2 separate regions of the Homo sapiens genome follow, and region 1 is linked to region 2. Evidence: chromatin loops called from intact Hi-C (ENCODE). Cell type or tissue: PC-3. All regions are shown on one strand. Each heading gives the region's core, and the rest is flanking DNA. Links, peaks and the distances in the headings are about the cores only.

Region 1 (2,918 bases), core at 127-2,626, 870 kb after region 2:
TGTATTCTTCAGAGAAAAAAAGTGACACTGTATTACAGACAGGAACAGATAGAAAGTACATAAATATGTCTCAAGAACAATTATTTTATGTTCTTTTTGTAACATTTATACGATCACAATAAAAAGTGTTTTGCCTTCAAATATACAAATGTTTTATATTTTGGAAAATTTTTGAGAAGTTATAAAGAACTGTTTCATAGTTCTAACAACATAATAAACACAATTTATATGTCAATAAATACACATTTCAAAAATGTGTGTATGATGTGATTTTAGTGCTTCTTTTACTCCCACAAATGTCACAGTTTTGACAACAAATTATACAACCAAACTAATAATAGACAGGACAAAACATCAGCACATTTAAAAAGGCCAGAATATTACTGGCCAAAAATAAAAAATGTCATGTTATCTCTTTGCTTTTTAAACTAAATTATCTGTCATCTAGCGTTCAAAAGTGGGGGGGGGAAAGCCTATTTAAGTTTTCACAAAATTTCCAAATCTCTATTTTTATCTTTTCCAGGTCATCAATGATATAACTCATAATTTCACAATTAATCTGCTAACTATAAAGCTGCATCTTCCTTAAAATTTTTATTATAAATATATTTTATTGTAGTAAGAACTACAAAAATTTACTCAAAAACAATCATGTGTTTGATGGCTATCTGCCTTCCAAGACTGGGAAATCCCGAAAACGAAGATTCTCTCTCTGTTGGGGTTTTGAATTACTATGAATCATCAGGCTATAGAGCAGGATCTGAAACATGGAAGGCATTTAATAAATGTTTATTGAATGAAATAATTTCTTCAATTAAGACAAAGAAAATTTAAGAGAACACTTGACAGCGACAGGGAAAGGAAGCAAGATTCAAAATGGTAATGAGACCATGAAGTGGTCATTCAAAATTCTAGGTAACACAAAAGAATGTATGTTGAACCAATTCCTTAATTTCTAAAATAAAGTCAAATAAAATTTCACATATTGGGTTTCATATATTCATCTAGAACTGGTAAATAAATGCCTTCAGTATCCCTTAAACTTACTAAGAAAAATGACTTTTACCAAACCAATTATTTAAACACTATTCAGTGATTACTCATGAAGCCTTCAAAAATGGATTAACATTGTATATAGTAGAAAAAATATTTACTCCCTTTTAAAATTAGTTAAAACATATATATAAAATAGTTAAAGTGGCAACAAATCTGTAACAGACAATTCAAATATGAAATGTACTAGTCAGAATGTAAAAAGACAAATACTACTTCAGATAAAATTTAGTTTTCATTTAGTTACATCTTCCCAGACATAAGTATCTTCTGCCATCATGTGGAAATTTCTGAAATTACATGTACACACAAAATTAATGTTATCAAGCTCCTAGAACTGATAAAGGAATTCAGCAAAGTTTCCAGATACTAGATTAATGTACACAAATCAGTAGCTCTTCAATACACCAATAGCGACCAAGTGGAGAATCAAATCAAGAACTCAACTCCTTTTACAATAGCTGCAAAAAAAAAAAAACAAAAAATACTTAGGAATATACCTAACCAAGGAGTTGAAAGACCTCTACAAAGAAAACTACAAAACACTGCTGAGAGAAATCACAGATCACACAAAGGGAAACACACCCCATGCACATGGATGGGTAACATCAATATTGTGAAAATGACCATACTGCCAAAAGCAATCTACAAATTCCGTGCAATCCCCATCAAAATATCACCATCATTCTTCACAGAATTACAAAAAACAATTCTAAAATCCATATGAAACCAAAGAAGAGCCCACATAGCCAAAGTAAACTAAGCAAAAAGAACAAATCTGCAGGCATCACACTATGATTTCAAACTGTGAGACCACAGTCACCAAAACAGCATGATACTGGTATAAAAACAGGCACATAGACCAATGGGACAGAATAGGGAACCCAGAAATAAACCCAAATATTACAGCCAACTGATCTTCGACAAAGCAAACAAAAAAGTAAAGCAGGGAAAGGACAACTTTTTCAACAAATGGTGCTAGAATAATTGGCTAGCCACATGTAAGAGAATGAAACTGGATCCTCATCTCTTGCCTAATACAAAAATCAACTCAAGATGGATCAAGGACTTAAACCTAAGACCTGAAACTATAAAAATCCTAGAAGATAACACTGGAAAAACCTTTCTAGACATTGGCTTAGGATTTCATGACCAAGAACCCAAAAGCAAATGCAATAAAAACAAAGATAAATAGCTGGGACCTAATTAAACTGAAGAGAAAAGGACAGTCAGCAAACAGACAACACACAAGAGTGGGAGAAAATCTTCACAATCTATACATCTGACAAAGGTCTAATAACCAGAATCAACAATGAACTCAAACAAATCAGTAAGAAAAAAACAAACAATCCCATCAAAAAGAGTAAAGAATGTAAGTAGACAATTCTCAAAAGAAGATATACAAAAGGCCGATGACCATATGAAAAAACGCTCAGCATCACTAATGATCAGGGAAATGCAAATCAAAACCACAATGTGATACCATCTTGCTCCTGCAGGAATGGCCATAATAAAAAAAATAAAAAAATAATAGATGTTGGCGTGGATGCGGTGATCAGCGGACACTTCTACACTGCTGGTGGGAATGTAAACCAGTACAGCCACTATGGAAAACACTGTGGAGATTCCTTAAAGAATTAAAAGTAGAACTACCATTTCATCCAGCAATCCCACTACTGGGTATCTACCCAGAGGAAAAGATAATCTTTTTCATTATTTGAAAAAGATACTTGCACATGCATGTTTATAGCAGCACAATTCACAATTGCAAAATAGTGGAACCAACCCAAATGCCCATCAATCAATGAGTGGATAAAGAAACTGGTATACACACACACACACACACACACACACACACACACAGT
Region 2 (2,918 bases), core at 155-2,654:
AAGAACATGCTCCTGAACTCCGCTCCAGAACCAGCTTTTGAAAAGAAAAATCTGAAAAAATTTGACCTCAGTTAAACTAGTCCAAATCCCTGAGCATAACCAAATCTTTCCTCATTCACTCTTCCCTTGGACCATGTTTAGTTCAGTTGCTGATGACAATATTTGTTTTAGTAAGGTTGTCACTCTACCTTGGGTGAAGATTTGGGTTCTGTGGACTGATGTTTTTATTTTATTTTATTTCTTCATTTTATTTATTTATTTTAATTTACTTTATTTTATTTTATTTATGTTATTTTATTTTTTTTAGTTGAGACAGGGTCTCACTCTGTTACCCAGGCTGGAGTGCAATGATGTGATCGTAGCTCAATGCAGCCTCAAACTCCTGGGATCAAGTGATCCTCCTGCCTCAGCCTCCCGAGTAGCTGGAACCACAGATGCATGCCGCCACGCCCAACTATTTTTTTTTTTTTTTTTTTTTTGGTAGAGACAGGGTCTCGCTATGTTGCCTAGGCTGGTCTCTAACTCCTGGGCTCAAGCCTACCTCAGACTCCCAAAATGCTGGGATTACAGGTGTGAGCCATTAGGCCTTGCCAAGATGTCTTGATTTAAAACAAAGCCCTCTTCTGTGTTTGACACAGGGCCTTTCCACTCATGCTTGTGCCCTCTGCCACGGTGCTGTGGTTCTCACCCTGGGATTTTTATTCCCTCTGATGTGCCTTCCTCTGGTGACATCTATAGGCAGCTGCGTAATTCATGCCCACAAAGAAGGACAAACCGAGGAGGCTGGAGAAGTCAGGGTTCCTCTGGAAATAAATATTCTGTATTCTGTTGCATGCACACATATATGCACTTTTTTTTTTTTGAGATGGAGTTTTGCTCTTGTTGCCCAGGCTGGAGCACAATGGCATCATCTCGGCTCACTGTAACCTCCTCCTCCTGGGTTCAAGTGATTCTCCTGCTTCAGCCTCCTGAGTAGCTGGGATTACAGGTGCTTACCACTACGCCCGGCTAATTTTTGTATTTTTAGTAGAGATGGGGTTTTGCCATGTTGGCCAGGCTGGTCTCAAACTCCTGACCTCAGGTGATCTGCCCACCTCGGCCTCCCAAAGTGCTGGGATAACAGGTGTGAGCCACCACACCCAGCCCACTGCTCCCTTTTGACCAATAATTTGGGAATGTCATTTTAAAAAAGCTTTAATTCTTTATATAGCCTTTAACTCACCCTTCCAGGAACTTAAAATGTTTTATTTTTTTCTTGAGACAATGTCTCACTGTGTCACCCAGGCTGGAGTGCAGTGGTGCGAACATGGCTCACTGCAGCCTGGATCTCCTGGGCTCAAGCAATCCTCCCACCTCAACCTCCCACATAGCTGAGACTATAGGCGCACATTGTCATGCTCAGCTACTTTTAGTATTTTTATTTTCTTGTAGAGACGGGGGTCTTGCTGTGTTGCCCGAGCTGGTCTCGAACTCCTGGCCTCAAGCAATCTTCCCACCTCAGCCTCCCAAAATGTTGTAAAAATTGTGGAGATTTCCCCAACTTATGGCCAAGATGGATTAACCCTCTTGCCTTAAATACCTACAAAACCGTACAACACATACGCAAAGGCAGTTTTTAGACACCGGTCAATAGGTGGCACTAAAGACCGTGATCTCTGTTAGGGGAGAAACCAATGAGGCAAAGTGTTTCCAGCTGCTGCGGGAGGAGGGCAGCCGAGCAGAGCCCAGTGGTCTCCCTGAGTGCAGGAGACAGAGCTGAAAGTGTGAGCAGGCCTGGCCAGGTGCAGTGGTTCACGCCTGTAATCCTAGCACCTTGGGAGGCCGAGGTGGGTGGATCATTTGAGGTCAGGAGTTCGAGACCAGCCTGGCCAACGTGGTGAAACCCTGTCTCTACTAAAAATACAAAACATTTAGCTGGGCGTGGTGGTGCATGCTTGTAATCCCAGCTACTCAGGCGGCTGAAGCACGAGAATCACTTGAACCTGGGAGGCGGAGGTTGCAGTGAGCCGAGATCGCGCCCCTGCACTCCAGCCTGGGCCACAAAGTGAGACTCCATCTCAAAAAAAAAAAAAAAAAAAAGTTTGAGCAGGCCAAAGCAGCTGGAATTTGCAGGATGGAATCCCGCAAGAGAGATATGCAAAAAAAACCAAACTCTGCAGCTTTGCAAAGGAAACCTCTTGACTCGGAAGCTGAGGGGGATCAGCTCACGCATGGAGGAAATTATCCGAGCAAGACCAGGGGAAGGAATCACACAATAGAAACAGGCAGAATAATTCCAAAGTCTACAAAAAGCTGGGAACCGTTCGTGTTCCCAGCAGGCAAAGTGAAAAACCTCGTAATACACAGAGCACTGAGTCAAGCATTCAGAGGGGTATTGCTTTCGTGGTGCGGCAGAATTGGCCCTAGACTAAGGGTTCTGCAAGTCTCAAAAGGACCATGCATCTGGGCACGGAGGTTCATGCCGGTGATCCCAGCACTTTGGGAGGCCGAGGAGGGTGGATCACCTGAGGTCAGGGGTTCAAGACCAGCCTGGCCAACATGGTGAAACCCCCGTCTCTACTAAAAATACAAAAATTATCCAGGCGTGGTTGTGCGCACCTGTAGTCCCAGCTACTCGGGAGGCTGAGGTGGGTGCATCGCTTGAACCCAGGAGGCAGAGGTTGCAGTGAGTCGAGATTGTGTCACTGCAGTCCAGCCTGGGTGACAGACCGAGACTCCCTCTCAAAAAAAAAAAAAAAAAAAAAGGATTATGCCATTTCCAAGTCACTTAACCATGTCCCAGAATAAAGCTCAAGAATATATTTTTTAAACAAGAATATTCAGCACCCAACCAGGTAAAATTCACAATACCTGGTGTCCAGTAAAAAATCACCAGGCATGGCAGGAAGTGTTGGCTCACACTTATAATCACAGCACTT

What was found. A loop is a pair of places that touch in the nucleus more often than their neighbours do. Peaks named below come from ENCODE experiments on the same cell type or tissue, not always from the same donor. Only the 100,000 strongest peaks of a DNase experiment are listed, where the experiment ranks them.
Region 1: it touches region 2 in a loop (31-fold over the local background); 3 of 110 quality-filtered maps call a loop at or near these places.

Annotation. Positions count from the first base shown.
Region 1 is chr7:97,143,664-97,146,581 of GRCh38, reverse strand. All of the region lies in intron 1 of SDHAF3 (succinate dehydrogenase complex assembly factor 3), which reads right to left. The region is part of intron 2 of LOC107984034 (a long non-coding RNA gene); the gene reads right to left. Among named protein-coding and RNA genes, the nearest start is that of SDHAF3, 27 kb to the right of the region's middle. In PC-3, for the core only: a CTCF peak has its summit at 1,337 (motif pointing left); no DNase peak of the experiment used is centred there.
Region 2 is chr7:98,012,362-98,015,279 of GRCh38, reverse strand. No RefSeq gene overlaps it. Among named protein-coding and RNA genes, the nearest start is that of OCM2, 24 kb to the right of the region's middle. In PC-3, for the core only: CTCF peaks have their summits at 701 and 1,618 (motif pointing right); a DNase peak (open chromatin) is centred at 1,629.